Linked DNA regions of Homo sapiens: all the other regions are linked to region 1. A link is a loop called in an ENCODE intact Hi-C map of the cell type or tissue named here. Cell type or tissue: heart right ventricle. All regions are shown on one strand. Each heading gives the region's core, and the rest is flanking DNA. Links, peaks and the distances in the headings are about the cores only.

Region 1 (5,423 bases), core at 810-4,809:
CCCTCAGTCTCTTCCTCTGAGAATGAGTGTAATAATTCCACCTTATAGGTATGTGAGGAATCCAGCACAATCTTTAATAATCATTGGCAAGTAGCAAGTATTTAATAATTGTTGGCTGGACCAGAATCTTTGAACCCGCCCCTGCAAGCAATCTAGCAAATTCTGTCTAGGTTCACAGTGGACTCCTGAGCTAAGTGAATTTAGCAATCTGTGGCTAAAGTGCCTCTCGTTGATTTTTTAATCTCAGAATAGGCTGGCTGCTTCCCTTCCTCAGGGAATAGTTTGTCTTGACAGGGCCCACCATTAGTGAGTTTTTGTTTTGTTTGGTTTGGTTTTGTTTTGGGCTAATGCCATGGCTGATAGGCTGAACATGCAAGCACTATTGTGTAGGAAAATATTTTTGCTTGAGCAGTCCCTGTCCGAATACACCCTTTCCACTTCTCTCTAGCACTCCTGGTTCTTAAAGACTAACTAGGGACTCACGCAGTGACTTACACCTATAATCCCAGCACTTTGGGCAGCCAAATTGGGAGGATCACTTGAGGCCAGGAGTTCAAGATCAGCCTGGGCAGCATAGCAAGATCCCAGTCTCTACCAGAAAAAAAAAAAAAAAGATTCACCTCTTGAAGAAGTCCACTCTAGCCCCTCACTTTGCACTGCTTCAGCCCACAGGCCTGCAGTTGGTACACACATGTATGCAAGCACACACATGCATGCACAACAGTCTTGCAATATTTTATACTCGTTAAAACTCTCCAATTGCTTTATGTACCTACGTCAGGCCTCCCTAACTAATACATAAGCTTCTACAAGATTAGGTGTCTTCTAAATTTCAGAACTTGTAAATGCCATTTACAGAGCATCTACTATGTACCATGTATTTCACCTACATTATTTTGTTAAGTCTTCCCAACAACTTTGCAAAATTTAGGTGTCATTATGTTCAATTTGCAGATGTGGAAACTGAGGCTCAAAGAGGTAAAGTAACTTATCCAAAGTCATAGAGCTCAGCACTCAAGGTGCACAAGTTGACACTTGTATTAGTCTGTTTTCACACTTTAATAAAGACATACCCAAGACCAAATAATTTATAAAGAAAAAGAGGTGTAATGGACTTACAGTTCCACTTGGCTGGGGAGGCCTCACGATCATGGCAGAAGGCAAAAGTCACATCTTATATGGCAGCAGACAAGAGAGAATGAGAGCCAAGTGAAAGGGGAAACCGCTTATAAAATCATCAGATCTCGTGAGACTTATTCACTACCATGAGAACAGTATGGGGGAACCACCCCCATGATTCAGTTATCTCCCACCAGGTCCCTCCTGCAACACGTGGGAATTACAGAAGCTACACAATTCAAGATGAGATTTGGGTGGGGACACAGCCAAACCATATCAACACTCAACAAATAATTTTGAATGACTGAAAGGATGGATGGATGGACAGATGAATGAATGGATGGTTGGATGGATAGTTGAATGATGGGTGGGTGAGTGGATGGATGGATAGATGAAAGGGTGGATGACTGGATGGATGAGGGGATGGATGGATGGATGGATGGATGGACTGATGAATGGATGGATGGTTGGGTGGACTGATGAATGGATGGATGGTTGGGTGGATAGTTGAATGATGGGTGGGTGAGTGGATGGATGCGTAGATGAATGGGTGGATGGTTGGATGGATGAAGGGATGGGTGGATGGATGGATGGATGGACTGATGAATGAATGGATGGTTGGGTGGATAGTTGAATGATGGGTGGGTGAGTGGATGGATGGATAGATGAAAGGGTGGATGATTGGATGGATGAGGGGATGGATGGATGGATGGATGGATGGACTGATGAATGGATGGATGGTTGGGTGGATAGTTGAATGATGGGTGGGTGAGTGGATGGATGGATAGATGAAAGGGTGGATGATTGGATGGATGAGGGGATGGATGGATGGATGGATGGACTGATGAATGGATGGATGGTTGGGTGGATAGTTGAATGATGGGTGGGTGAGTGGATGGATGCGTAGATGAATGGGTGGATGGTTGGATGGATGAAGGGATGGGTGGATGGATGGATGGATGCATGGATGGGTGGACTGATGAATGAATGGATGGATAGATGGATTGATAGGAGGGTGGATGAAAATATGCAAGGGTGGTGGATGAATAGATGGACAGGTGGTTGGATGACAGGGTGGACGGACGGATGAATGGATGGATGGGAGGGTGAACGAATAGATGGATGGTGGATGGATGGATGAACAGACTCAGCATATAAGTGGTGGAGCCAAGTTTATCTGACTCCAACAGGCCTTTCCATGTGAGCATAAGAGAGCTCCTGCTTTTTAGCACCAGAATAGGGACACAGCAGGCACTGTCACATAGTCCCCCAAACACAGGGTAGCAGCTGACCATCCTGGTTTCAACCAGTTTCCACAGCTGCCTGGATGCGGCACGTGCGAGCGGGATTCAGCCACTGGGTGAGCCATGACGGTGAGAACCAAAGATTCTCCTCCTCAGTAACCCCACGAGTGAGTTGATGGGCTGAGGTTCTGGTTTACCGGGACGCGCCCCCAGTGAGCAGGAGGAGCCCCCGCACCAGGCCACACGGGGGCAGCAGCTCGGCGTCTGCAGGCATCCGCGCACAGCCGGCGGGCAGGGCTGGTTCCGGAGGCCGCCGGGTAAGCACGTGGCGCCCGGTCTCACCTTCGCGCTGGCGGCGGGCTGGTTCCTGCAGCGCCGCTGGGGTGGCGGGGGCGTGGCTGAGAGTGCTCTAGGAAACACTGGAGCAACCACACGTCCGCGCCCGCCCATGGGGCACCTTCAAACCAGCCGGGCATGGGCGGCACAACTCTGCGCAGCCCTTAAAAGAATGGGGTTTTGCTGCTGCCAAAGATCCCGGAGCAGCAGCAAATGAGAAAAGCAACGTGCTGGACGCGCCTGGAGTGCCACCCCTTTGTGGATTCTAAATGTGTGCAAGTAACTAGATGCATTACTTGTCTATTGGCCCACGCACAAGAAAATTCTTGAAGGAAACCCAGCAGTTTACTTTTTATTTTCTGCCTTTCTGTGCTGTTTGAATGACTGTTTTGCCGTGGGAATGTATTCTCTCTCTCTCTCTCTCTCTCTCTCTCTCTGTCTCTCTCTCCCCCCCCCCTTCCCCTCTCTCCCTCTCTTATCTCCCTCTCTCCCTCTAGTCTTAATAGGAATTATCTGGAAATTGGGATTGGGAAGATTTTTTGTTTGCTTTTCCTTTCTTACACGTTCTTGGTTTTTTAACCTAATGTTTTTAAAGGAGGAGGGAGACAGTTTAGGGGTTGCTGCTGGCCCTGCCTCCTTAGCCCTGGGGGCAGGAGGGCTGGCTGGCAGCACTTGACTGCTTGGTGACCCTCCCTCTCTAGGGCAGGGAGCAGGTTCGGCCTTAGAGCCTCAGGTCCAGGACGCCCAGAGCCACAGGGGGCCCAGGCCATTTAACTGTCCAGGGCTGCCTTGAGGAACCAGGATGGGTCCATGAGGTACTGCGTGCTTGTAAAGCGCCCTGGCCCGCTGACATAGAGGGCTTCCAGTGGGGCCCGAGAGGCAGAGCTCCGGTGAGAATAGCAGGGCCATGGAGTCACCGAAGCCACAGACTTGACTTGAAGATTTGCCAATTCAACCTGGGCTGGGATCTGCATCGTCCTTGACAGTTTCATCGGGAGATCAGCCTGCTATAGCAAAATGGTCAGGACTTAGAACCCAACAGACTTTATTTGGACCTGGTTCCTGCATCTGACAGCTGGGTGACTTTGGGCAAATAACTTGACCTCGCGAGTCTCAGTTTTCTCATTTGTAAAACAGTAGTTATAAGAGTATTATCATAAAATTTAGCATGGATGTATGTAAACCACCTAGCAAAAAGACTGGCGAATAGCAGTTTTTAATTCTTGGTGGCTCTTTCCATTCTCCCTCTCCCTCTTCTTCCTCTTCTTCTTCTAGTAAGGAAATCGTAAAACTGAATGGAATAAAAACTGAATCGAGAAGCCAGGCGAGGTGGCTCATACCTGTAATCCCAGCATTTTGGGAGGCCAAGGCGGGCAGATCATCTGAGGTCAGGAGTTCGAGACCAGCCTGGCCAAGATGGTGAAATCCTGTCTCTACTACAAAAATACAAAAATTAGCCAGGTGTGATGGCACATGCCTGTAGTCCCAGCTACTTGGGGGGCTGAGGCAGGAGAATTGCTTGAATCCGGAAGGCGGAGGTTGCAGTGAGCCAAGATTGAGCCACTGCACTCCAGCCTGGGTAACAAGAGTGAAACTCCGTAAAAAAAAAAAAAAAAAAAAAAATGAATCGAGAAAGTCAACTATCTGGTGATCGTCATCTAATTGCCCCAGGTCCATCTCTGAACCAGATTAGTGTCTCCTAAAGATCTCAATCCTACACCCAAACTCAAGTGCCCCATCCAAGGCAGAGACCCATCTCCCGACCCTGCAGTTCCTACATGTTCTCACTTGAAGGCAACATTGAGCTTTGGATTTCAACCTACCCAGGGGCGCTCCCCTCTCCTCTCTTCTCCCAGCCTAGACTAACAGAACCAAACTACTCGCGACACTTAAAGAACAATTCTAGAGATAAAGCAAAGGCATGCCACTTCACACAGCTGACAGCAAAGGTAGGAAATTTACTAACCCTCAAAGTGACACTGGCTGAAAATATAAATGGGTCTCAATGGGAGACAAAATAAATCAGGTGCATGGGGGAACTATGTGCATCTTTGCAGACTTAACTATGAATAATTTTTAAGATTACAAGCAGCGGCTTGTAATCTTAAAAATTATTCATAGTTAAGTCTGCAAAGATGCAAAAACCAAACACCGCATATTCTCACTCATAGGTGGGAATTGAACAATGAGATCACTTGGACACAGGAAGGGGAATATCACACTCTGGGGACTGTGGTGGGGTCGGGGGAGGGGGGAGGGATAGCATTGGGAGATATACCTAATGCTAGATGACACCTTAGTGGGTGCAGCGCACCAGCATGGCACATGTATACATATGTAACTAACCTTTACAATGTGCACATGTACCCTAAAACTTAAGAGTATAATTAAAAAAAAAAAAAAAAAGATTATAAGCAACATAAATAACAGTGATGGCTAAATAAACTGATGCATCCACTTGAATGCATATTTACAATTATAATGAAGATTACGCAGTAACTTGGGAAAATTCTACAAATGGAAGGAAGAACACAAAAACATATTCAATATTTTGATTCCAGATATCTAAAAATTCTATGTACTTGTAGGAGAAACAAAAGGAAAACAAATAAAATTGAATTGCTGAGGTCATAGGGCTAGGAGTTGTTTTCTCCTTCTATGTTGATTTCATATTGTTTATTCACTTTTTTTTTTTTTTTTTTTTTGAGAAGGAGTCTCACTCTG
Region 2 (5,423 bases), core at 767-4,766, 580 kb after region 1:
ATCCAAGGGCTGGGCATGGTGCCTCATGCCTGTAATCCCAGCACTTTGGGAGGCTGAGGCGAAAGGATCACTTGAGGTCAAGAATTTGAGACCAGCCTGACCAACATGGTGAAACCTCGTGTCTACTAAACATAACAAAAATTAGCTGGACGTGGCCGGGCGCGGTGGCTCACGCCTGTAATCCCAACACTTTGAGAGGCCGAGGCGGGCAGATCACGAGGTCAGGAAATCGAGACCATCCTGGCTAACACGGTGAAACCCCCGTCTCTACTAAAAATACAAAAAATTAGCCGGACATGGGGGCGGACGCCTGTAGTCCCAGCTACTCAGGAGGCTGAGGCAGGAGAATCGCTTGAATCCGGGAGGCGGAGCTTGCAGTGAGCCCAGATCACACCACTGCACTCCAGCTTGGGTGACAGAACAAGACTCCGTCTCAAAAATAAAAAATATATGTATATATTTCGTCCAGGTTCTCTAGTTGTTCTAAGTGGGAGGATTGATCTGAAACGAGTTAGTCCCCCGCCCACCACGAAGGAGACATCTTCATGTAGTCAGCGTCCTGCCACACGGGAAGTAGCTAATATAGAAAACAATAAAAGTTTACAAGGAATCAAAAAGAACACTTGAAAAAATAACGGAGATAGCTATTATGTATCTGGAGAGGAGAATTTAATATTTGAAAGACATAAATTCTCAGTAATTACCTTAGGATGTTTATGCGATTTAAATATAAAGAATAATAGGATTTGGGGAATAGGAAAATGCACAATTTCCCCATTGGAATAGAAAGTCAAATAATAAACTGGGAGGAATATTTTTAACATATATGACCAACAAAGATTTTCGTTTTTACCAACGCTCTTACTAACCAGGAAGACTCTGCTTCAAAATCAGCAAAAGACAAGGAAAGGCAATTCACAGGAAGATAGCCAATACTCAAATAATAAAATGTATATGCTTGTTAATAATCAAATAACAGTATTTTGCAAGAGCAATGAGACGCCATGTATCTAAAGTATCTAACTGATCAGAGATAAAAAATAAATAATACCCAGAATTGGTGAGATTGAAGAGAAGTGGATATGCTCACGTTGCTGGCTTACTTGTAAATTGTCTCAGTCCTCTGGGAGAGCGTTTTGGCAGCATAGGTTTATCATCTTAGACCTCTGCATAGTTTTAACCTAACAATTTCCATTCAAGGAATTTATCCTGTAGAAGCAATTGTGGGATGAGCCAAAAGATAGCTTTGGGACCCGTGTGACAGTGATGTTGGTAATTGATCATTTCTGCACACAATGAGAATGTGTGTTATATTAATAGGGGAATGCTGAATAAATTATGCAATACCCAATCAATGGAATACCATGTAAGTCTTTTTTTTTTTTCTTTTGAGACAGGGTCTCCTCGTTCTGTCGCCCAGGCTGGAGTGCAGTGGTTGCCGTCATGGCTCACTGCGGCCTTGACCTCCTGGGCTCAGGAGATCCTCCCACCTCAGCCTCCTGAGTAGATGGGACTACAGGCGTGAGCCGTTGCACCTGGCTGCAATCTTAAAATTAATGACGAGGACCTACAGCAGCAATCCAGAAAATGCCAATAACTCAGATGAAAGGAACTCTGAGGAGTAGCTGCCCCAGAGCCGCCACTCAGCTGGGGAGGCCTCGGAGTACACAGGAGTGGAGGTGGTGACAGCCCTCCCTGAGGCCCCTGACCACCCCAGCCCACCTGTCAGCCTTCATGGCCTTCCAGCAGCTTCTGGATTTCGCCCCCGCACTGCCCTGTACCACCCGCTAGCCATCCCCATCCTATCCATCTCTCTCTCTCTCTCTCTCTCCTCTTTCTCTCTCTTGCAGACACACCCACTCACATCCACACTCATCCACACTGACACTCACCCACCCACACATTCACACACACATTCACCCTCACACTCTCACACACCTACATTCATACACTAACACTGTTACTCACACCCCCCACACTCACATACACACTTGCAGTCACTTGCATACGCACGAACATTCCCACACCCTCAGCTCACGCACACTCACACATACCGCCACATCCTCATCCCCATGCTCACGCACATTTGCCCTCAGGCACTCACCCCACTCCCAGCCCACACTCCCCTCCCTGTGCAACCTGTCCCCTCTGAGTTCAGCAGGCCTTCATGCCCCACTCCTCTGAGCAGCATCTCCATCCCCTCCTCCGCCTAAAATGGGCTGTCCCCAGGACGCGGTGCCCTGGGTGTCTCAGGTGGAAGAAGTTTCCCCACACTGGGGCCCTGGGAGCTGGAGCGGATGTGCGGATTCTGGGCTCCTTCCTCTCCTTTGGGAGTTGTAGACATCTGGCTGTGCTGCTCTTTCCCAAGTCACTGGTGCCATCTGCCGGCCCCCAGGAGACCTCGTGCCTCTGCCCCGTCCCTGTATTTACAGAAGACTTGAGCTCACTGGGTGGGTGGGGGGATTTTAACCCACATGGGAGTGACCCACCCAAGTCCCCAGGCCTCACAGCTTCACCCCTTCCCCACCTGCAGCCACCTGCTCCTGCCGCTCAGCCACCTGCCCCATCACATCATTCTCCACCATTCTCAGAAGGGGCTTCATTTTTGATGTGTCAAGTCTAGGTCCCAGCTCTCGGCCACCACTTCCCACCCCTCCAGGCCACTTGCTCAGGATTCCTTGATGTCCCATCCCTGGTCCTCGCCCTCCAGCCAACTGGCCTCACCCTCTTCTCACCATCCATCCTGCCTGGCAGCCGTTATTTCCTGCTTTCCCCAGCTCAGGTCCTGGGGTCTGCCACCCATGCCTTTTTGCTTCCTCCCGCCCCCTGCTGTGCCCCCTTTCCTTCCTCTTGCTTGCCTGGCAAAGCCCTGACCCTGGATAAATCCACCCTTTCCCCTCTCCAGGGCACTCTGGAGCAGCTGAGTGTTGCTGGGTAAAATCCCACCTATCACAGTCAGCTTGGCTGCTCTCACAAAATCCCACCAACTCAGGGCTTAAACAGCAGACTGTTATTTCCTACAGCTCTGGAGGCTGGAAGTCCAAGGTCAAGGCGCTGGTGACTTGGTTCCTGGTGAGGGTTCTCTCCCTGGCTTGCAGATGGCCACTTTCTTGCTGTGTCTTCACACCATGTTGGGGAGAGGAGGAGGAGGGAGAGGGAAACGGTGGGGCGGGGGGTGTGGGGGTGGAGAGAGAGAGAGCGAGCTCTCATATCTTTTCTTGTAAAGGCATTAATTCCATCACAAGGGCTCCACCATGACCTAATTGCCTCCCAAAGGCCCCAAGTCCCAGTACCATCACATTGGGAGTTTGGGCTTCAGCATACAAATTTCGGAAGGGAGGAGACAAAAATACCACTGCCAAGCTGACTGAGTTCACTTTTAATTCAGTTTTATGATTCCCAAATGGTCTCTCATTGCCCTGCCCTCCTACCATGGTTCTCTAGAAGGTTTTCTGCTCATTCCTGAGAAGATGGTTTTCCTTTGTCTGTATATTCTCAGAACCCCTTCTTCTCCCCCACTCTCAGCTGAGGCTTCCACTCATTTATCACAGAACAATAGAAGGTCTCCAGGGGCAAGTTGCATATGCCCACCACCAAACCTACCTCCTTCCTGCATCTTCTCTCTGCCTGCCATACAGCAGCAAATGTCCTTCTCCCCACCACAGCCACCACAGCTTTTGGGCCCTGGATCTCCTCCTGCTTTCTTGGAAGCCTTGCTTGTTTGGTTTTCTCTCCCTTCCACATCACCAGTGCCTTCTTCTTTAGGTGATCCTCATCAGCACACATGCTAGAGCAAGGGCCAGCAAACTATATAGTTCATGGGCCAAATCTGGCCCACCAATTGTGTTTTTAAATAAAGTTTTATTGGAACACAGTCCCACTCATTTGCTTAGGAATTGTCTGTGGCTGCTATCAAACTACAATGATGGAATTGCATAGTTGTGCCAGTAATCATACAGCTTGCAAAGCTGAAAAACTTTACCATCTATCTCTTACAGAACAAGTTTGTTGACTTTTGTGCTAGAGCAATGGTTCTTAGTTGTGATTCAGCACTGCTCATGAGGAGGGCTTTGGAAAATGGGGGATGGCTTTTATTTATCCATTATTTTATTTTACTCATTTATTTTTTTGAGACAGGATCTCACTTGGTCACCCAGGCTGGAGTGCAGTGGTGTGATCACAGCTCAATGCAGCCTCAACCTCCTGGGCTCAAGCAATCCTCCCACCTCAGCCTCGTGAGTAGCTGGGACCACAGGAGTGCACTACCACACCCAGCTAATTTTTTATTATTTTATTTTATTTTTTGAGACAGAGTCTCACTCTGTTTCCCAAGCTGAAGTAAAGTGGTGCAATCTTGACCCATTGCAACCTCCACCTCCCAGGTTCAAGAGATTCTCCTGCCTCAACCTCCCCAGAAGCTGGGATTATAGCTGTGTGCCACCACGCCTGCCTAATTTTTTTTTGTATTTTTTAGTAGAGACGGGGTTTTACCATGTTGGCCAGCCTGGTCTTGAACTCGTGACCTCAGGTGATCCACCTGCCTAGGCCTCCCGAAGTGCTGGGACTACAAGCGTGAGCCACTGTGCCCGGACTTTTTTTTTTTTTTTTTTTTTTTTTAAAGATGAGGTCTCACTATATTGCCCAGGCTGGTCTCAAACTCCTGGCCTCAAGTGATCCCACCTTGGCCTCCCAAAGTGCTGGAATTACAAGTGTGAGCCACTGAGCCTGGCCCTACAATAGCTCTTGCCAAGCTCCCAGGACCTTCCTATTGTGAATCCAAAGGCCACATCTCTGTTCCCATCACAGCACATCTTTCAGCAGTGTCTTCACTGTTGACTTCCCTCTCCTTGAGAAACTCTTCCCTCGGCTCAGGGCCACTACACTGGCCTGGTTTCCCTGTCCCCTGCACTGGCCTCTTCTCTTCAGTATCCTTTGCTGGCTGCTCTTTCTCTATGTGATCTCAGAATCTTGGGCATCCTCAAGTGCAGTCCTGAGCTCCCATATTCTCTCCATAGGTGCTCTCTCCAATGGATCTCATACCATTTGTGATTTTCGGCACCGTCAATGTGCTGTTGACCCCCATACTTGAATCTAGATCTTCCCTCCGGCTCCAGACTCATAGTCTAGCTGCCTACACAACCCCTCCCTTAAATGTCTTACAGACATCACACCACGAATGTATCCTAAACATAACGTGTGGGTTTTCCTGTAATGCTTGCTCTCCCGCTGTCCCCTGGCACCACCATCCCACACAGGTGCTCAAGTGGGAAATGTAGGGTTCATCCTTCTTCTCTGCTCCACCATTCAGCCTGCCAGCACATTCTGTAACCGCCCAAGGGATTCACCTTGCCCGCTGCCTAGACAGAGCCGATTTGTCCAGACAGGGGAATTGCAACCGAGAAAGAGTAATCCACGCAGAGCCG
Region 3 (5,423 bases), core at 1,277-5,276, 48 kb after region 1:
TAATAAAAGAAAACAGTCTCAGCTGTGCAGTCAGCTGTGTGTTCGAATCCTAACACCCTGACACTGTCCTTTCCCATCTGTGTGACCCTGAGCAACTTACTCCACGTCTCTGAACCTCATTCTCCTCAGGCCTGCAGTCGGAATAAGAGGATCCGTGACGAGATCCGTGAGAGCGCCTGGCACACCCCGTGGGCACTGAACAAGCGTGGAAATGAGAAGGATTTGGTGCCAGCTGAGCCACCTGAATGAGGCGAGTCCCGAGGCAGGAAAAATCCGGTGCCGCGGAGGCCGCCTGGACTCTTCCGGAGCCAAGGGCGAGGTCGGCGGCCCTCAGAGTCGCCCCCCGCCCCCAACTCCCGGCCAGGAAGGAAGCCGGGCGGCGGAGGGGCCCAGCGCGGAGGCGGAGGCGGAGGCGGAGGCGGAGGCCGAGGCCGGGAGTCCGGCGCGCAGCCGGAGCTGCTCATCCATCAGCCGGACGAAGAGCAGAGTCGCGCTCTCGGCCCTCTGTTTGCTTTCTCGCCAATTATTGCAGCGCCGCAGCCCCTTTGTTGATACAGTAGTCCGAAAAAGTGCTAATGTTCATTTATCAGGGGGCCAGCCGGGGACTCCCACGAGTTGCGATTCTTCCCAAAATATAAACATGGGGCGAGCGTCCCAGACAGAAACTCCCATCTGTTTCCCCCGCGCGGGCCGAGAGCGAGGCGTTGTTGAAGATAAAGCCGCGGATAACGCCGCCTGTCTCCAATGGACGTCTCCCCAGCGCATTAATGACATTCCCGGTGATAGTTCCAGCTTATCTTTCAATTAATCATATATACCTTTTGCGACCAGCCCTGCTGATTGCACGAAAGGGGGGCCGGCTCCGGCTGCGCCGATCGCTTTTCAATTAATAATAATTTATTCACGGAGAATGCGCTCGAGCCACCCTGGAATTTGGATTATCTTAAAGCACCAACTCTTTAAAAGTCAAGGAAATACACAGATAGATTTTCGATCTCTTCTCTCTCCTTTTGTCTCTCTCTGCCTTTCTCTAGGCTGAAGGCTGTTTGTTTGTCCTGCTAGTTTGGTCAAAGTGCGGCGCAGAGAGGCGGCCAGGTTGGGTCAGCGGCCCTTGGGAAAAAAAGATGTGTCCCTGTTGGGGGCCAGAGAATCAAGTTTCCTCCCACCCAACCCCCAACTATTGCAATTTCTATTTAGATCTATTTAGAGGGATTTTTTTTTAACTCACTCGGAAACAGTGAGGACTGGAAAGAAAAGCTGCAAATGGCTCTCGGACTTTCCTCTAAGGAGACCAGCATGGGTCGCCCCAATTTCTATTTTGCACGTATTTGTCCGTTTTTGCCCCATCTCCTCTCTCCTGCAACACCAAGACCTTTTTGGAAGCCAAGAGAAATCATTACCCGATTCACAAAGAGCATAGAGAGTGTAACAGTCACTGATCTTGTTCAAATAGGGAGAGTTTTTTTTCCTTCCCTTTTTGTAACACCTGACCCACAGGACTGACAGTTCTAGGAAGCCCCCTTACCCGAAAATAGGAAATAAATCCTTGCCACCTTGATTTGCAAGGGCAATGCTAATTTTTTTCTTTCTCCAGAGCTCTCAAAAAAAAAAAAAAAAAAACCTTACTAAAAACAGGGATCCCGGATGTAGCCTCGATGTCCCCCATTAAACGGTAATATTTCAGGCGTCCGCTCACACTAATCTTTCAAACTGTCATCGCGAGCCGCCTGGCCAGCAGATTCACTTAACAGCGCTCCCAGGACCCTCGTTCCGAGCTCTTTTCAGCGAGACATTTAATTGAATCGGATGTGGCTCGTTTGCCAGACGTCACCGCCTCGGCGATAGGCATCCTCTCCAACGACACCCCCCCCCGCCCGCGCTCGAAAACAATCTTCAAAGGCAAGGCGGGCCCCCAAGCTAGGTTAATTTACAGCCATAACGGTAACGTGGCCAAAAGTCCAGGCGAGGAAGGGCCGCAAGGCCGCTGACATGCAGCTCCGTCCAAGGAGAATTTGGGTTGGGAGGTGAAGAGGTGGGGGGACGAGGTTTCCTGGGCCTTGAACGCCCCACATTTAAGAAAAGGCATCCTCCACAGACTAGACTAACAATTCCAGACCCCCAGTAGTCCCTGGCTCAGAAACTCGAGGCGTGATTTCGGCGTGGCAGCCCAGGCCTGTTACTGACGGCTGGCGCCTAGAAGCCGGGGTCAGGGCGTTGCGCGCCTCCTGGGCTGCCCTGCGGGGCTCACCTCTCTCCCCAGCATGGAGGCCCCAGGTCCTGGGAGTGTGGCTTTGATGAGGGACAGGAAAAGTCCCAACATCAGGCCAATGCTTGACTTCACTTGCGTCGGCGTCTCAGACGGCACACTGTCGGGTTTGAGCACCCAAGATGTACGTTCTGGACAGACACTATTTTGTCCCCATACATGGAGCGTTTCCTCCGCACCTTGGGCGCGCCTGCGGGAGCTGTGTCTTTAGGTAGTTTTTGGCCCTGCGCCGCCTTTATTCTACTCCAAGCGCCTCTTGCCAACCCGCACTCCGCAAAGAGCCAAGCCCTCCACATCCCCATTCTCAGCAAGTCCACGCGTCCCGCCCAGCTTCCCGCCCGCGGTTCCCTGTACCAGCTAGGGCCGTGAGAAGCCAACGCTTTTCCACTGACAAATCCTGTCATCCCCAGCTCTAGAAGGCGTCCTTAACCTGGGCCCGCTCTGCCTGCCCGGACTCCTGAATTGTAAGCAAAATAAAACTCCTCTCTGCAGTGTTCTGGGGAATGGAGAAGACCCCAAGCTTTCATCAGACCTCCCAAGGAGTGCGGGGACCCAGAGAAATGAGGCCACCCGGGCAGGATCTGGCCATGTAGCTGGCGCTCCTGAAACTCTGGCAGATTTGTCTGACTTCTGTGCCCTACTCTACTGACCCTGGGCTAAAAATGATCATGATCACCCCACTTGCCCTGCCCTTCCCCCACGCGCCTGACCGAGCCGCAGGGGTGCCCCACTGGAAGTCCGGCCCAGAGGCCTCAGAGAAATCCTGGCCTAGCTGGGCTCAGAGGAGCCCCGCCTCCCTGAGAGCTAAACCTGGGCTAGGACCCTGAAACCTCGAGGTTGGCAGAAGCCTGAGGGCCTTGCTGCCAGGCAGGGAGGGCACGGGAAGGAGGGAGGTGGGATCGATGGCCTCCAAACAGGGGAAACAAGGTGGCTGGTAGCTGGGGCACTCCACAAGACAGGTGTCTCCTGGGAAGCTGAGCTTACCAGCTGGGATTCCTGATTTATTTCATTATTAAGGGGAGAGGCATTTCCCTGGGAGGGTACTGGCAGTGACTGATGCCCCCTGGAGTTGTGCTGTGCATAACACTACTGTAGGAGGCAGCAACTCCTACCCCACCTGGCCATCACTCACCTTGCCCTTACTTTCGTTGACTCGCCCAGAAGCACCCAGAGCCTGCGGCATGACTGACCCTGTAGGCCAAGCCAAACCAAACCCCCGAATTGTCCAGAATCTCGCCCTGCTGCTATCCCCAAAGCCAGCCCTGTCCTCCAGGCTTCTCTTCCTATTCAGACTCTCCCTCATCCCACCACCTTCAGTAATAAAGCCTTCCTCAAATCACTCTCCTCCCCACCGCTTCCCACCCCATCCTTCTCTCTCCCATGCTGGTTTGGGTGCTGAGGAATATTTCTTCAAACCCACACCCATCCAGCCCTGCCCAGAGGCCTGACTCTGCATGCCTCTGGTAGGCTTTTCAGGCTCACATTAGGGAGCAAACGCAGGCTGCAGGAGCAAAAGGAGACCCTTCCAAATGCGTCGTGGCCCCTTTAAAAAAGCTGGGCAGGGCTTTTTTTTTTTTTTTTTTTTTTTTTTTTTTTTTTTTTTTTTGCCGTATGACTATATTAGGTGACACGAAACTGCTCATCGCTCCTGTCATCGAGGCCCCTGGCCCAATGGCAGGCTGAGTCCCCCTCCTCTGGCCTGGTCCCGCCTCTCCTGCCCCTTGTGCTCAGCGCTACCTGCTGCCCGGACACATCCAGAGCTGGCCGACGGGTGCGCGGGCGGGCGGCGGCACCATGCAGGGAAGCTGCCAGGGGCCGTGGGCAGCGCCGCTTTCTGCCGCCCACCTGGCGCTGTGAGACTGGCGCTGCCACCATGTTCCCCAGCCCTGCTCTCACGCCCACGCCCTTCTCAGTCAAAGACATCCTAAACCTGGAACAGCAGCAGCGCAGCCTGGCTGCCGCCGGAGAGCTCTCTGCCCGCCTGGAGGCGACCCTGGCGCCCTCCTCCTGCATGCTGGCCGCCTTCAAGCCAGAGGCCTACGCTGGGCCCGAGGCGGCTGCGCCGGGCCTCCCAGAGCTGCGCGCAGAGCTGGGCCGCGCGCCTTCACCGGCCAAGTGTGCGTCTGCCTTTCCCGCCGCCCCCGCCTTCTATCCACGTGCCTACAGCGACCCCGACCCAGCCAAGGACCCTAGAGCCGAAAAGAAAGGTGAGGAGGAAACACAGGCCCCCTTCTCCCCTCCTGGGTCGCTTTCGTCCCCAAGAAACTCAGGGCCAGGAGGAGGAGACACGCGCCCTTGGGCCGAGGGCTGGGCTGCGGCGGGGGGTTCAGAATGTAAGATGCCTGGTGTTGTCGCCAGGCTCCCGCGCCCCGCGTCCAATCGGAGGTTCAGAGGAAATGCCGGATTGAAAGGATCAGAAGCAAGAGACCAAAAAACGTTTCCCCCCGGCCTAACAAAGCCCCGGGCGGCTTCGGCTCTGCTCCTGGGTCTGGTAGGAAGTTGAGAAATCGGTTTATGGTAGACAGAACAGAGAGACAAGCAGATAATCTCTGTTTTTAAATCTCCTTTGGATTTACGAATCTTTTTAAAGATCTGATGAGAACCGCTAAACAGAAATTGAAATGTTGCTCACCAGACAGCTTTTGCGTACAATCGGAGGAGGGTCCTGGACCTTCTTTCTGCAGCCCACCCACGACCCGGGTTTCTGGTGCCTTTCTTTCTTTGCGCCAGGAAAGTGGAGTCTGGGATCGAGGGCCTTGATTTTAAAATGGGATACTGCGGACCCTCAGGAATCTGACTTCACTTTATTTTTTCAGCACAACTTGCCGGCGCGGCCAGGGCGGAGAGGTTCCCTCGTGGAAAAGTTAGGAAATGCTGCGCTACCGCGGGCACAAGGGAGTGGACGAGATGAGTGCGGGATCATCCCGCAGGCCATCCCAGGATCGGGGAGGGAGGCCGGCCCCGCTGCAGAAAGGGGCCTTCTGGGAGACCCCCCAGCCCAAGGCAGGAGCCCGGGCGATTCCCGGGAGGCCGCAGGCGCTGGGCGAAGCGCTGGGCGAAGGGCCGCTGCCAGCCGGGAGAGAATTCATAGGTTTGTTGAGGAGCAGAGGCCTGGGAACAAATTCGGGCGGGCACGGCGGCTAGAACTGATCGCTAC
Region 4 (5,423 bases), core at 693-4,692, 570 kb after region 1:
GCCCTCTGTGGGACAGGTCCTGTGGTGTGTGCTTGCCAGGCAGAGGGCCCTGTCTGCCACTGTTCGGAAGTCTGGTTACTGGAGAACGTGTTGCTGAAGTCAGAAAGCCCAGCGGTCTTTCCCCACCCCACCACTTTCTAGCGCAGTGATCCAGAGCCTCTGTCAAGGATCTTGAACTGCCTTCACCTCACTGAGCCTCAGGTTATCCCTCTGTAAAATGGGAGTCGCAGTCCTGATCTTTTCAGGCTCACCTGAGAGAGCAAACACATACACAAAGTCCTGAGCCCACTCTAACTGCTTGATAAATAAGATTTTGAAGGACCCCACAGACACATACCGGCCATGCCTCAACGCCTCTTCGATGCTGAGAAGCAGATGTTGTGTGATGCCGCTGTAGAATTGGGGAAACTGAGTCACCAGCCAGGAAGTGCCTGGGCTCAGGCTTCAGCCTGAGTCACAGCCCTAGTGCTGGGAAATCTCCTAGCAGCCACCTCTGGACATGCTTTGTGCCTCTGTCTACGAGCATCCTCTCCTCCCGGCCCCTCTCACTCCCTGGCCCACCAGCCAGGGGGATGCTGGCCAGAGCCCACCACAGCCTGGGCAGGCTTCATCCCTAGAATGAAGCACAAAGTAGGAGCTTACTACGCATCTGATGAGTGGGTGATGCTCTGAGATACACATTTTTAATCCTGCTTTACAGGTGGGGGATTTGGAGGGGCGTGGTGATTTGCCCAAGGCCAAACAGCTATGCTGGGGAAGGACCCTGAGCTTGGTGCCCATGGTGGCCACCAGAGAAAGCTCTGGGTGTCTGAACTCCCTCTGGGCCGGCTGTCCAGGGTCACTCTCCCAGATCAGACCTGGGATCAAAGGTGGCTCAGCAGGAAGCCCTTCCCATCCCACTTCCCCAGAACTAGGACAAGCTTTGACGTCAACACGTCCACATTCCTGCCCTGCAGCCCTGGGGCTGGGGCACTGAATTTCCTCCCTCCAGCGCTGGCATCACAAACAGGAAGCTGGGTCATGTGTGCAGGGCCAGGCCAAAGGCCTCGGGAGAAGGAGGAGGGGGCTAGTGTCCAATCCGGGCGTCAGTTCCCTTCCTGGGGCACCCAGGAGTGGGGATTGGAGGGAGTCCTGTAACACTGTGCCCACGGAGCCATGCTGTTCCTAAAGCTGCCTATAGAGGGCCTTCACAGACTGCTCTCCTCAGCTGGCTCCCACCAACTGGGGCCAATCTCACCGATTGACAGTAACAGCTATCAGGGATGGGGCCCTTCCGCCATGGACTTTACATGAGGTCTCTCATCTGATGCTCGTGAACACTACTCCCCTTATCTTCCTTTGACAGATGAGGCCACTGAGGCATTGGCAGGTTATGTCTGTTGTACAAAGTCCTGCAGCCGTGGGGATGGGGCAGGGTAGGAATTTGGACCCAGGCGGTCTGGCCCAGAGCTGGTGCCAGGAGCCCACCAGGGACAGCCTTCTCATCAGCTCAGACCCTCAGGTGCAATGTTGGAACATGCAAATCTGATTATCTTGCCTGCCTGGGATAATGCCTTTGCCCCAGGGACAAAATCTGTGCTCTGAGGATGGCATTCATTGCCAGTGATCTGCGGCTGGTCCCACCCCCAAGACCCATTTCCTGCTCTGAATGTCCCAAGCCACCTCCGATTCTCTAAACCACTCTCATTTTCTTTTTTTTCATAATGACCGTCTTCTATTCGGGAGCAGTCCAAGGATCAAAGGAGGGACAGGGTTTGTATTAGGTCACAGATGTGTTAGAATTCACACCTGGCTCTGGCTGGTCCAAAACCTCCAGAGCCTGCAGTTCTCCAATGTTAGGATGCAGAGGAATGGCTGGGGACCGGTTCAGATGGCAGCTGTCCAGGCCCCCTCCGGGGGAGGCAGGGGAGGGTCCTGGGAACCTGCATGGCCAGTGCTTGCCAACCCTCTGCAGCCCTCGGGCTGTCTGTTGGGACTTGAGTGGGCACAGAAGGTGCAAGGTATCTTCTGGGGCTTTTCCACCTGGTGGGCCCTGCCCACCCAGGGGGCTCTGGGCAGCCTGGGACACTGGCCTCACCTCTCCCATGGAGCAGCCTCACCTCTCACTCCCCTCCCTCAGGGTCCCGCCTCACTGTCCTCACAGTTGTGTTGCCCAGGCCCGAGAAAGGGCTGGTGCAGACCAGAGGTTCTCATACTTGACTGCACATCAGAATGTTCTGGAGTGCTTTTAGCCACAGGTTGCTGGGCTCAATCCCAGAGTCTCTAAATCAGGAGGTCTGGGTGGACAGGAGCTGCTGCTGCTCCAGGTACCACACTGTGAGAACCACTCATGTGGAGGCAGCTAGATGCAGGGGTGGCCAGTAGGCAGGCAAGGGGTGGGAAGGCATCACCAAGCTCCACTGGGTACAGCTGTGCCTCAGTTTCCCCAAGTGCAGACATGGAGAACAGCAATGCCTACCTACCTATGGGAGTTGCCAGGATTGTAGGCATGTGAGAGTAGGGGACCAGTATTTGTTTTTCTTTCCCACTTAGAAGTCCCCTTTCAGGCTGGCTCCATCCACGAATGTTTGCTGTGCAAACACATCCCTTCCTACCTCAGGCCCTTGGGCTCAGTTCCTACCGGGCAGCAAGGATTTCTGCCATCCCCCTGAGAGGCAGGGTGTCTGCTGGTCACAGCTGAGAAGCTGCCGGGGAAGGAGTCAAACCAGGCCTTAGTCTTTATTTGTCCACAGTGTTTTTCAGGGAGGCCACGGCGCCCACCCACTGGGCACCCGGCCCCTTCCCCTTGCTGGGGAACCCCCCTGGAGTCCACGCATCAGGCGGGCCATTTCCCGGGTTTTGGCGCCCTCTGGCGGTCAGCGAACGAAGGAACAAAGGCGAGGAAGGCAGAGAGCCTGACCCCAGGGCTTTGCAGCCCCCCATCTGCGGGGATGCATTCATTTCTTTATTCACCCATCCATTCCACAAACATTCAGTGCCACTGGGATAGGCACCGGGGACCACAATGGACGAAGCTAGACACGATGGCTGCTCTGGCCACATTCATAGTCCATCAGGAAACATATTCACGCGCCTGCACAGATGTATTAATACAGCCTTTGTTAGAAATGCGTGGAGGAAAAATTCAGGGTGCATGAAAGCATATACCCGAGGGACTGCCCGGTGGCCCAGGCAGCCAAGGACCCTGGGGGAGAGGGTTGATTGGAAGTTATGAGCAGGGGATGGGGCGAGGTTTCCTAGAGCACACAGCATGTGCAAAGGCCCTGGGCAGGGAGGAAGTCTGGTGAGTGTGAAAGCCAGAGACGCTGGATGGGAGGAGGCAGCTGTGGAACAATGTCTGGGAGGCCAGCAGGCCTGATTTCACAAGGCCTTCTCAGCCTCAGTGAGAAGATTCATTTATCTTCTTGGCACATCGGAGTGATGCCTGGTTAAGGGGGTGGTCTCTGGCTCCAGGCTGCCTGGGTTTGAGTCCTGTTTTTGCTTTGGTCAGCTGGGTGACCTTGGGCAAGTTGCTTAAGCTCTCTGTGCCTGCTTTCTCGCTTGGGTAATGGAGTGGTAACAGAGGTCCCTTCATAGGGCTTCTGTAACAATTCCATGAATCTGCACAAGCAACATGCCTGGAACAGTGCAGGTTCTTGGCAGTGCTCAGTGAGGGCTGGCAGATTTGTTATTGGTTTTTTTGTTTTTGTTTGTTTGTTTTTGAGACAGAGTCTCCCTCTGTTGCCCAGGCTGGAGTGCAGTGGCACGATCTTGGCTCACTGCAACCTCCACCTCCTGGGTTCAGTAATTCTCCTGCCTCAGCCTCCCGAGTAGCTGAGACTACAGACGTGCACCACCATGCAGGGCTAGTTTTGTATTTTTAGTAGAGACGAGGTTTCACAATGTTGGCCAGGCTGGTCTCGAACTCCTGACCTCAGGTGATCTATCTGTCTCAGCCTCCCAAAGTGCTGGGATTACAGGTGTGAGACACCACACCTGGCCGATTTGTTGTTGCTGTTATTTTTATTGGAGGGTTCTGAGCTGGGGGTGACAGGGTGAGAATCCTGGTGGCAGGAGGACTCCAGCCTCTGCATGAGACAGCTTAAAGCCGCATGGGAGCAGGGAGATCTGTTAGGGGGCTGCTGCAGCCCTCCTGAGGGGAGATGGAGGCCTTGTGGACAAGGATTCTGGTGGGCAGTAGAGAGCACATTCCAGATATAATTAGGAGGTAAAACCAGTGGCGCTTGGCTGATGGATTGAATGTGGGGGGATTAGGGAGAGACAGAGTCCAATGCAACTCCACAAACCAGGACTTCTCACCTGGAGAGAACGTGAGATGAGGACCAGGGTGTTGTTATTTGATTGATTGACAGATTGAGTAATTGATTGATGGGTGGAGGTACTGGGATTGAGGGTGGGTTTGCAGTTCCTAGGTGGTGGCTTGGAGGAGCTGTCCAGTGGCTGCAGGGTACAGTGCTCTGGAGAGTGGCCCAAGGGAGAAAGGGATTCTGGACTCAGCTGGGTTATTAAAGCTGCAAGGGGCCGGGCGCAGTGGCTCACACCTGTAATCCTAGCACGTTGGGAAGCCGAGGTGGGCGGATCACGAGGTCAGGAGTTCAAGACCAGCCTGACCAATATGGTGAAACCCCATCTCTACTAAAAATAAAATAAAAAAAAATTAGCCGGGCATGGTGGTGCGCGCCTGTAGTCCCAGCTACTCGGAGGCTGAGGCAGGAGAATTGCTTAAACCTGGGAGGTGGAGGTTGCAGTGAGCCAAGATCATGCCACTGCACTCCAGCCTGGGTGACAGAGCAAGGCTCCGTCTCAAAAAAAAAAAAAAAAAAAAACTACAGGGGAGGATGCCACTGTAAGAAAGAGTGTGCAGGTGGAGGAGGCAAGGGCTGATCCTGATCCCACCTGTGATGGCTGCTTAGATAAGGATGGGCCAGAAAGGACCCCGAAAAGTAGATTTTAAGACAAACATTACTAAGGGTAGAGACATTTCATAAGGGTAAAAATTGTAGTATACTACGAAGCTATAACAATTCTAAGTGTTTATGTTCTTAATGCCATAACTGCAAAATATATAAAGTAAAAGTCGACAGAACTAAAGGAGACATATTCAATCCACAGTCACAGGGGAGGACTTTTAACACAGCTGAAGCAGACGACAAATTTAAAAAAACAGATTTCAACCACATGATAAACAAACTTGACCTAATTCATGTATTTCAAACACCACACTCCACAATGTCAAAATATCCATTGTTCTCAAGTACACACAGAGCATTCGTGAAGATTTACCATGTGCCAGGGCAAAAACAAATTTCAAAAGATCAAACTAATACAGAGTATATTATCCAAACATTGTAGAATTATGTTAGGAACCAAAAGCCAAAAGATAATTAGAAAATCCCCAACTACTTAGAAATTAAGCAATGCAA
Region 5 (5,423 bases), core at 657-4,656, 120 kb after region 1:
ACATTGCACATTAAGCTAATTCTACCCATTAACTTTTTTTTCCATGGATCGGGAAAGATGGCCACCTGCCCGGGCCTGTTCTGCCCCTCTCAGTCCTTTGCCATTTGGGAAACTGTGCTCCGTCCTTGGGTCCTGATTTCTCACCCACCCCAGCATCCTCTTCTTCTTAGCCTAAGCGCTGTTTTCCTAAAGTTAAGCCCCAGACAGAAAGGGGTAGTAGGCCGTTTTGCTTTTGTTTGGGAGAGAATGCGGCAGCCGCCAGGGTCACTGTGTGAGAGGTACTGAGTGAGCTCCTGGCGTGTGTCTTGTCGTTTGATCATCCCAGTACCGCTAAGAGGTCAGAACTGTTGTGGAGGAGGCGATCCATTGCTGAGGGCATATGGCCAAGAAGAGCACAACTAGAATTCAGGTCTCTGCCACCAAAGGCCACAGTTTTGACTGAGACACTGTGGCCCATTAAAGATGCAAGTTGACCAACACTACGAGCCCTGAGGTTTCTGGTGTGTAGCAGCCTGGGCCTGCTGTTGGGGACTGAAGGGACATTGGGGTGATAACACCCACCCCTCCCCTCACCCCCAGGCTGAGCCCTTCATTCCTGACAACAGGGCTGAGACTCCTGTCTGCTATCTCTTAGATTAGCCCACAGCTATTTTTATTCTGCTCTTGCTCAGGGAAGAAACACAGCTTGGGCAAACCCTCCAGCAGGGCCCCAGGGAAGACCACCATTAGCCAAGGAAGAACACAGAGCTTGCTTCACTATCTTTTCTCAGCCACCTACATACACTAACACAATGTATGGATGCCTTCTTTTCAGAACAAGGTTGACACGAATCTGTCAAAATAAAGCGAATGCTCATCTCCTGGTTTGGTGGGAAAGAGGTTTCAAAGAGATGGGCTGGATGAAGGGAAAAGAGACCCAAGAAGGAGAAAATAGGAAGCGTGCTAGGGAAGCCAGGAAGCCCGGGAAGGCCCAGGCTGTGGGGTGGGGAGCGATCAGGAACGTGGGGCGGATGAGGAGCACCAGCCACAGGGCGGTGGAGCTGATCAGGGTCTGGAGCTTGCCTGGGAGGCCTGCATTGCACATTTAACTTTTGAATTATGGCTGAGCATCCTGTAGATATGGTCAAAGTGTAGGAACATGGATGACCTTTCCTTTGATACAAAGGGAACAAGATCTGAAGCATTTAAGCCTGAATAGGAGAGGAGTTGCCAGAGAGGTAAGACGGAAGCCAAGAGAGCGTGGCACCACATAGCCGGGGAGCTTTCTGGAAGAACCAGTGCCCAACAGGGCCAAAGATTGTGAGAGGTAAGAAAAGGGTGGGTATGGGCGGGAGATGGGCTCCAGGTTGGCAGCCTGAGGTCACTGAGCCCCTACACTCACCTCTTGCCACGCAGCCTTGCTTGCCCTCCTCAGATGTGCCAGTGTGCCCCTGCCCGGCCTTTGCTCCAGCTGCTCCCTCTGTGCAGAACCCTCTCTCGACTGTCCCCAGGACGCACCTCCCCTGCCTCAAGTCTTTGCTCAAATCCTACCCCAGTGAGACCAACCTTGACCACTCTGCTTAACACTGCAAACCTGCTCCCACCTCTCCATCCAGATCGCCATCAATAAGCTCCACTCTTCCCAAACCACTCATTTCATGTATTAACTGTTTATCATCTGCCCAACATCCCCTACACACCAGAAGGTCCATGACAACAGAGAATCTTTGTTTTGTTCACTGTGTAGCTCTAACACAAGTACCTGGTACATAGTAGGTGCTCAGTAAATACTTCTTGAATGAAAGATCTCTTGATGACTGCTCTATACCTTTAACTCCTTGACTGTCAGCTAATCAAAATGTAACAGATGAGCCGGGCACAACGGCTCATTCCTGTAATCCCAGCACTTTGGGAGGCTGAGGTGGAAGGATTGCTTGAGCCCAGGAGTTTGAGACCAGCCTGGGCAACAAAGTGAGACTTCATCTCTACAAAAAATAAACAAAATTTAGCCAGGCGTGGTGGTGCACACCTGTAGTCCCAGCTACTCAGGAGGCTGAGGTGGGAGGATCGCTTGAGCCTAGGAGGCAGAGGTTGCAGTGAGCCATTGTCGCACCACTGCACTCCAGCCTGGGCAAAAGAGCAAGACCCTGTCTAAAAAAAAAAAAAAAAAAGGTAGCATCTGAGCTTGCATTACTATTTAACAGTGAAAATTATGGCCACTTAGGAAACATATCCAAAAACAAAATATAGGTAAGCTTCATACATTTATGTTTTAAAAAATCTGGCCAGGCGCGGTGGCTCACGCCTGTAATCCCAGCACTTTGGGAGGCCAAGGCAGGCGGGTCACGAGGTCAGGAGTTCAAGACCAGCCTGGCCAAGATGGTGAAACCCAGTCTCTACTAAAAATACAAAAAAAAAATTAGCCGGGCGTGGTGGCAGGTGCCTGTAATCCCAGCTACTCAGGAGGCTGAGGCAGAGAATTGCTTGAACCTGGGAGGCGGAGGTTGCAGCGAGCCAAGATTGCGCCACTGCACTCCAGCCTGAGTGACAGACCGAGACTCCGTCTCAAAAAAAAAAAAATCTGATACCTACATATAAATATATACTGCATATACACACGCAGTACATATATATATATATGCAGTGTGTGTGTGTGTGTGTGTATATATATATATATATATATATATATATATATATATATATATCCATAAGAGCATTTCAAATGGACCGATGAAGATTACCACACCCACTGCAAGAAGGCAGAGCAAATGTGGACACTGCCCTCTCATGGTTGAGCATGGAGAGGGCCGCATTCTGCTTTGGGGAAGGATTAACCCTGGTGGCTGGTGGAGGTTGCAAGATGTTGTTATCAATGACATTTCAAAATGGGTCACATTCAACTCTATTTTCAGGAGGAGGCAAGTAAAAGAGGAATAAAGTGTCAAAGGGAGCAATTTTAGGGCATACAGAGCCCACGCAATTCCATATTGTGAGGAGGATGTTGACAATTAGTGGGAAGCAGTAAAGAAAAATGTTAAGACAAGAAAATCTGAACTTGATAACATCCATCTGCTGCACTTACAGCTGGAATCTGAGTGGGAATTTCCCATCTGTGCTTTATTCTCAGCTTTAATTTGACTATAAATAAGACACATGTGTGCACAATCTGCACCGAGTGTCTTTTGGGGCCAGGAATTGTTTAAGGATGATATACAGCCTACAAAATTATGTGTGTGTGTGTGTGTGTGTGTGTGTGTGTGTACACAGTGTGGATCTATACTTAGATCCACACTTTAACTTGGAATCCACTCATTAAGCTGGTCTGAGATGTGCAGCTAGTTTTTTATAACTTGGTCCCATGATGATCTGCCACTTTATAACTGAGGCCTTAACTCTTGACATCCTCTGCTCAAACACCTCTAACAGAATGCTGGTGCCTGGCCCAGCTTTTCCTGAAGCACCGCTGCTGTCAGCTGCAGGAAACCTCAGTGCCCAGGGCCCAGGGGGTGGCAGCATTTGGAAAGGCCATGGCAGGCCTGGTCTGAAGACAGCTAGCTACACTTGCTGCTTTATATTCTCATTGGATTCTCAAGTTGACTCTATGAGGACCCATATGGATTATCACCTCCATTTTACAGATAGGAAAACTGAGGCTTAGCAACATAAAGTAACTTGCCAATGGTCCTGTGGTCCATTAGCAGTGGAGCCAAATCTCAAAACCAAGTGTTTGAGCCAAGGATCAAAGTCCATGTTCTTCCCACTTTCCCTTCAGCCTCCACACTGCCCTTCCCAGGTCCTCTGGGGCTATAAATAGTGGGGGAGGCTGGGATTTCAAGCTTGAGGTCAGCCAGGCCTGCAGCACAAAAGACACAGCACCTCTAGGACTGGCCTAGCCTGGGCCCTCTCCCTCTGGCCTGGACAGAACTCAGGCTCACACAGTCTCAGCTTCTCACTAGCTTCTCCCTCCTTGGTTATACTTAGCTCTGGACATCAGAGAGAAAGGCATGTGCCAGCCCGAATCACTGCACACCCCCAGGCCTGGCCAGGCTGCTGTGGTAGAGAATGGCATTGCAGCCTTTTCAGATGTTGGTGTGAGCCACTTCCAACAAGGGCTGTTTTCTGTTCTGTTTCTGTTTTTTTGTTTTTTTTTTTTAAATACAGACAGGGTCTTGCTATGTTGTCTAGCTGGTCTTGAACTCCTGGGCTCAAGTGATCATCCTGCCTCAGCCTCCCAAAATGCTGGGATTAGAGGTATCAGCCACCACACCTGGTTGAACAGGGGCTGTTGGACCCTCCTTCCTGATAGTCTGTGAGATTTTATTTCCGTGTCTCCTTCTGTTCCTCCTTGAGGGAGGAACCATGTCTGGTTCACCAATGTATTTGTCATGTTCAGCAGCGTCTATAACACCCTGTGTGTGGCAGCTGTTTAATAGTTCCTTGTTGTTGGGTGGGGACAGAAAGAAAATAACAATGCTAATTCGTTGTTGAATGAATGAATAAATAAATAATCTAGGTTCATGTCCTAAAAATCTGGACATCAAGAAAAGAGGGCTGGGCATGGTGGCTCACACCTGTAATCCCAGCACTTTGGGAGGCCAAGATGGGTGGATCACCTGAGGTCAGGTGTTCGACAGCAGCCTGGCCAACATGGAGAAACCCCATCTCTACTAAAAAAATACAAAAATTAGCTGGGTATGGTGGTGTGTGCCTGTAATCCTAGCTACTTGGGAGGCTGAGGCAAGAGAATCTTTTGAACCCAGGAGGCAGAGGCTGCAGTGAGCCAAGATTGCGCCATTGCACTCCTGCCTGGATGATAGAGCAAGTCTCCATCTCAAAAAAAAAGAAAAAAGAAAAGAGGAACACACATTCCCAGAGGGCTATCTTACAAAATCAAATACATTTTATTCTATTAAATAAAATCAAGTTTATTCAAGGAATGACCAGGAGTTTTCATCACCTTTCTTCCTACCTCTTCTCTCTTCCCTCCACCAGATCTGGCATTTAAGGGCACGATGGGAGCGGGAGACAGGAGGGGCATCCGGTCCTGGAGGCTGGACTTTAAGTGCTCCACGCAGCAGCGGCCTCCCATAGTGCACAATGGTGGAAGGAGGCGGTTCGTATGTCCCCAGGGCGGCATCCCAATGCCAGACCTTCCTCCCATGGCTCTGTTCACCCTTTACAAGCCAGCTACTTGCAGAAAAGTGGGGCACTGTGTTCCATCCAACCTGCAGGCAACTGGTGCAAACGGAGGGGTGTGTGGCTCAGCTTAGCAGCCTAGAGCTCAGGAACCAGGACAGATCCTGAAACAGGAGCTGAAAGGGCCAGAACTGGCACCTTTGGGATCTCACAAAAATGGAAAGAGCCGCTTTTTCACAATATAGAGGACCGTAGCAAGAAACAGGGCTAGCGCAAGGAAGATGAGAAGCTTGTCCGTCAGCTCCCGG
Region 6 (4,000 bases), core at 1-4,000, 270 kb after region 1:
TAAGCTGGTCTCGAATTCCTGGGCTCAACTGATCCTCCCACCTCAACCTCCCAAAGTGCTGGGATTACAGGTGTGAGCCACTACACCCAGCCTGTTGCCTGTGCTTTTGAGGTCTTAGTCATAAAACTTTTGCCTAGACCAATGCTCTGAAGAGTTGTCCCTATGTTTGCTTCTAGCTGTTTTATAATTTCAGGTCTTATGTTTAAATCTTTTCTTTTTTTTTTTTTTGAGATGGAGTTTCACTCATTGCCCAGCCTGGAGTGGAATGGCACGCGATCTCAGCTCATGGCAACCTTCATCTCCCAGGTTCAAGCGATTCTCCTGCCTCAGTCTCTTGAGTAGCTGGGATTACAGGCATGCGCCACCATGCCCAGCTAATTTTTTGTATTTTTAGTAGAGATGGGGTTTCTGCGTATTGGTCAGGCTGGTCTCAAAATCCCGACCTCAGGTGATCTGCCCGCCTTGGCCTCCCAAAGTGCTGGGATTAAAGGCGTGAGCCACCATGCCCGGCCTCGTTTAAATCTTTAACCCATCCTGAGTTGACTTTTGTATATGGTGACAGAAAGGGTTCAATTTCACTCTTCTGTATATGGTTATCAAAGTACACATGCATACACATATGCATGTACACACACACGCACACATCTCACTTAAGAAAAAAAAAACAAGAAACCACAGTTCAAGAAAACTCCAGAGGCCAAGGCGGGCGGATCACCTGAGGTCAGGAGTCCAAGACCAGCCTGGCCAATATGGGGAAACACTATCTCTACTAAAAATATAAAAATCAGCCAGGCACAGTAGCACATGGATGTAGTAGCAGCTACTCGGGAGGCTGAGGCAGGAGAATCACTTGAACCTGGGAGGCAGAGGTTGCAGTGAGCTGAGATCGGGCCACTGCACTCCAGCCTGGGTGACACAGCAAGACTCAAAAAAAAAAAAAAAAATTTACCTAGGAAACAGTCTAGTCTGGTTTATTTGAAATTTCAGAGGAATTTACCCCCCTAACCCGCTGAGCTTTGTGCCTGCCCCTCTGACTACCTCCTGACTTAAAATTTCCCTTTAAAGCTGACAAACACGCAGAGAACTGGAAGGGAAAAAAAATCCACTCTGAATTGATGGAAGTGGGTGGAGGAAGAGATCATATTCCAATGAATCTATTACTTCATGTGTACAAGAAAAGGAACTAAATGTACCTTTCATGTTTGCCCGAACTGTACCGCATGTCTTCATAACCTGAGGGCCAGCCTTAATAACCAATCTGAGATTATTCAAACAATTGAGGCAGCTATGGTGCAATAATGTCTTCAGAGAACTGCAGAGCCGGAATGGATCTGAGATCAAGTCTAAGTTCTGCATTTTAAAGATGAGGAAATTAAGTCCTAGTGAACTTACTAATACCCCACAGCAAATTAGTGAAGGGGGAAGCTGGAAGCGGGGAATCCAGGACTCCTGAGTCCCATTATACTAGGCTGTTTCTATAGGCTATTAAGGATGAAACAGGCCAGGTGCAGTGGCTCATGTCTGTAATTCCAACACTTTGGGAGGCTGAGGCAGGTGGATTGCTTGAGCCTATGAGTTCAAGACCAGCCTGAGCAACATGGCGAGACCCCGTCTCTATAAAAAAAAATTTTTTTTCAATTAGCCAGGCTTGATGGCACATGCCTATAGTCCCAGCTACTCAGGAAGCTGAGGTGGGAGGATCACTGGCCGGAGGTCAAGGCTGCCGTGAGCTATGATCATGCCACTGCACTCTAGCCTGGGCAACAGAGCAAGACCCTGTTTCAAAAAAAAAAAAAAAAAAAAAAAAGATAAATCAGGCAGCCTAGGGATTCATTTATTCCACAATCATTTAGCAGTGCCATGTTCCATGTCAACCTCTGAGGATGCGAAAAGGAGATGGCTGAGGGGCCAACCCAAAGGGACTCATGAGCTGTGAGAAATAAGCCAAGGAGAGTAGTAGAATATGTTTTTGTAGAGATATGCATGGGTGCCTTCATACTATAAACCCTCCCTGGCCACTTCTTAGGAGCTCAGCTCTTGGTTACTAGAACTCTCCCAGCATAAACTATGCCCTCACCACTATACTCAGCTCTCTCAAGCCCTGCTTTGTTCTTCTGTTCCACATTCAGATATAAGAACAGGGAACAAAGGCACAGGTTACTTCCCGGTGACACGCAGATGGAGCAGTCTCAGCTTCCCTACTGGAATGGGGAAGTCTGGCCAGGACCTCTCTTCTGATCCACTGTCCCTCCAGCCAGGGCCATGACAGCAGTGACCTCTGTCGGTGAGCTCCTTAAGAGACAGCAGAAATGCAGGAAAGTGATTTGCCCTAGCGCCACTAAAACGACCTCTCATCTCAACTGAATGATAAAAATACTTTCAAGAGGAGCAACATTATTAGATGCTCCTAGAAAACATGGGATTCGGTATTAGACAGAGTCGGATTTTAATTCCAGCAACACTAAATATCGGTGAACTGAATCCAGGCAAATGTCCTTACAACCCCAAGCCCACTGTCTCCTGTTGTAAAATGGTGATAATAATCCTTGCCTTATAGTATTACAATTTAAAGAGATAATATAAGTAAAGTGCTCTATGCAGTGGCTGACAAATAGATGTTCAATAAACACTGGTTATTTCTTCTCTTTCTCTGTAAGACAGCTAAAAATGTATTCAAGCCACAGAATGAAATACAACCTATTTACTTCACAAAGGAGTTTCTCATGTAGCACTGAGTCATTCTCATCTCCACCTCCTCTCCCGCGACCACCCACTCTATGGCAGGCAGATTTCAATTCTCCCGAGGTTCCCACCACTCAGTATACACACTCTGTATAAAACTCAGTGAATCTGACAGAATAGTCACTCCATGGTTAGATTATATTATCTGATACAGCTGGCTTTAACAAAGTGGCTATCCAGGACAGGCACGGTGGCTCGCGCCTGTAATTCCAGCACTTTGGGAGGCCAAGGCAGGCAGATCACGAGGTCAGGAGTTTGAGACCAGCGTGACCAACATGGTGAAACCCCGTCTCTACTAAAAATACAAAAATTGGCCAGGCGTGGTGGCACGTGCCTGTAATCCCAGCTACTCAGGAGGCTGAGGCAGGAGAATCGCCTGAACCCGGGAGGCAGAGGTTGCAGTGAGCTCAGATTGTGCCACTGCACTCCAGCCTGGGCAACAGAGCAAGACTCCATCTAAAAAAAAAAAAAAAAAGAGGCCAGGCGCAGTGGCTCACGCCTGTAATCCCAGCACTTTGGGAGGCCAAGGTGGGTGGATCACCAGAGGTCAGGAGTTGGGAGACCAGCTTGGCCAACATGGAAAAACTCTGTCTCTACTAAAAATAAAAATTAGCCGGGCGTGGTGGTGCACGCCTGTAATCCCAGCTACTCCGGAGGCTGAGGCACGAGAATCACTTGAACATGGGAGGCAGAGGTTGCAGTGAGCCAAGATTGCACCACTGCACTCCAGCCACCTGGATGATAGAACGAGACTCTGTCTCAAAAAAAAAAAAAAAAAAAAAAAGGGAAGTGGCTATCCTGAGTGAATGTGACCTGTTCAGGGGAATTTTTGTTTTTATCTTTGAGATGAGAATCTTGCTATGTTGCCCAGGGTGGTCTTGAACTCCTGGCCTTTAGCAATCCTCCCATCTCAGTCTCCTGAGTAGCTGAGATTGCAGGCATGAGGTGCCACCACTGGGCATGGCTTCAGGCGAGTTCTTTTATTTTATTTATTTATTTTTTTAATTTGTATTTTTTGAGACAGGCTCGCTCTGTTGCCCAGGCTGGAGCGCAGTGGTGCAATCTTGGCTCACCATAACCTCTGCTTTCCTGGTTCAAGCGATCCTTGTGCCTCAGCCTCCCGAGTAGCTGGGATTACAGGTACATGCCACCATGCCTGGCTGATTTTTCTATTTTTATTAGAGACGAGGTTTCACCATGTTGCCCAGGCTGGTCTCGAACTCCTGGCCTCAAGTGATCTGCCAGCCTTCGCCTCCCA

What was found. A loop is a pair of places that touch in the nucleus more often than their neighbours do. Peaks named below come from ENCODE experiments on the same cell type or tissue, not always from the same donor. Only the 100,000 strongest peaks of a DNase experiment are listed, where the experiment ranks them.
Region 2: it touches region 1 in a loop (10-fold over the local background); 49 of 110 quality-filtered maps call a loop at or near these places.
Region 3: it touches region 1 in a loop (4-fold over the local background); 24 of 110 quality-filtered maps call a loop at or near these places.
Region 4: a loop joins it to region 1, with 8 times the contacts of the local background. A loop is called at or near these places in 49 of 110 quality-filtered maps.
Region 5: a loop joins it to region 1, with 14 times the contacts of the local background. A loop is called at or near these places in 50 of 110 quality-filtered maps.
Region 6: it touches region 1 in a loop (4-fold over the local background); 9 of 110 quality-filtered maps call a loop at or near these places.

The regions. Positions count from the first base shown.
Region 1 is chr5:173,281,197-173,286,619 of GRCh38, reverse strand. The region is part of intron 3 of LOC105377731 (a long non-coding RNA gene); the gene reads right to left. Among named protein-coding and RNA genes, the nearest start is that of MIR12118, 20 kb to the left of the region's middle. RefSeq lists a silencer at 2,600-2,739. In heart right ventricle, for the core only: CTCF peaks have their summits at 2,401, 2,602 (motif pointing right) and 4,476; a DNase peak (open chromatin) is centred at 2,679; H3K4me3 peaks cover 488 bases; H3K27ac peaks cover 1,620 bases; H3K27me3 peaks cover 2,094 bases.
Region 2 is chr5:172,704,330-172,709,752 of GRCh38, reverse strand. No RefSeq gene overlaps it. Among named protein-coding and RNA genes, the nearest start is that of MIR5003, 45 kb to the right of the region's middle. In heart right ventricle, for the core only: a CTCF peak has its summit at 2,386 (motif pointing left); no DNase peak of the experiment used is centred there.
Region 3 is chr5:173,233,800-173,239,222 of GRCh38, reverse strand. It overlaps NKX2-5 (NK2 homeobox 5), which reads left to right and starts at 4,017. Exons shown (of 2, transcript NM_004387.4): 1 at 4,017-4,473. The coding sequence starts at 4,140. RefSeq lists enhancers at 1-521, 5,338-5,423. In heart right ventricle, for the core only: a CTCF peak has its summit at 3,345; a DNase peak (open chromatin) is centred at 3,982; H3K4me3 peaks cover 3,823 bases; H3K27ac peaks cover 4,000 bases; H3K27me3 peaks cover 3,788 bases.
Region 4 is chr5:172,710,632-172,716,054 of GRCh38, reverse strand. No RefSeq gene overlaps it. Among named protein-coding and RNA genes, the nearest start is that of MIR5003, 51 kb to the right of the region's middle. RefSeq lists enhancers at 838-1,443, 2,659-3,266. In heart right ventricle, for the core only: CTCF peaks have their summits at 1,176 and 2,852 (motif pointing left); DNase peaks (open chromatin) are centred at 1,084 and 2,844; H3K27ac peaks cover 2,089 bases.
Region 5 is chr5:173,163,822-173,169,244 of GRCh38, reverse strand. BNIP1 (BCL2 interacting protein 1) reads right to left here. Exons shown (of 6, transcript NM_001205.3): 6 at 4,858-5,423. The coding sequence ends at 5,324. Among named protein-coding and RNA genes, the nearest start is that of BNIP1, 22 kb to the right of the region's middle. In heart right ventricle, for the core only: CTCF peaks have their summits at 2,582 and 2,781 (motif pointing left); DNase peaks (open chromatin) are centred at 2,764 and 3,930; H3K27ac peaks cover 2,183 bases.
Region 6 is chr5:173,008,983-173,012,982 of GRCh38, reverse strand. The region is part of intron 2 of ATP6V0E1 (ATPase H+ transporting V0 subunit e1); the gene reads right to left. Among named protein-coding and RNA genes, the nearest start is that of SNORA74B, 9.7 kb to the left of the region's middle. RefSeq lists an enhancer at 2,733-2,812 and a silencer at 2,663-2,957. In heart right ventricle, for the core only: a CTCF peak has its summit at 2,283 (motif pointing left); a DNase peak (open chromatin) is centred at 2,242; H3K27ac peaks cover 1,584 bases.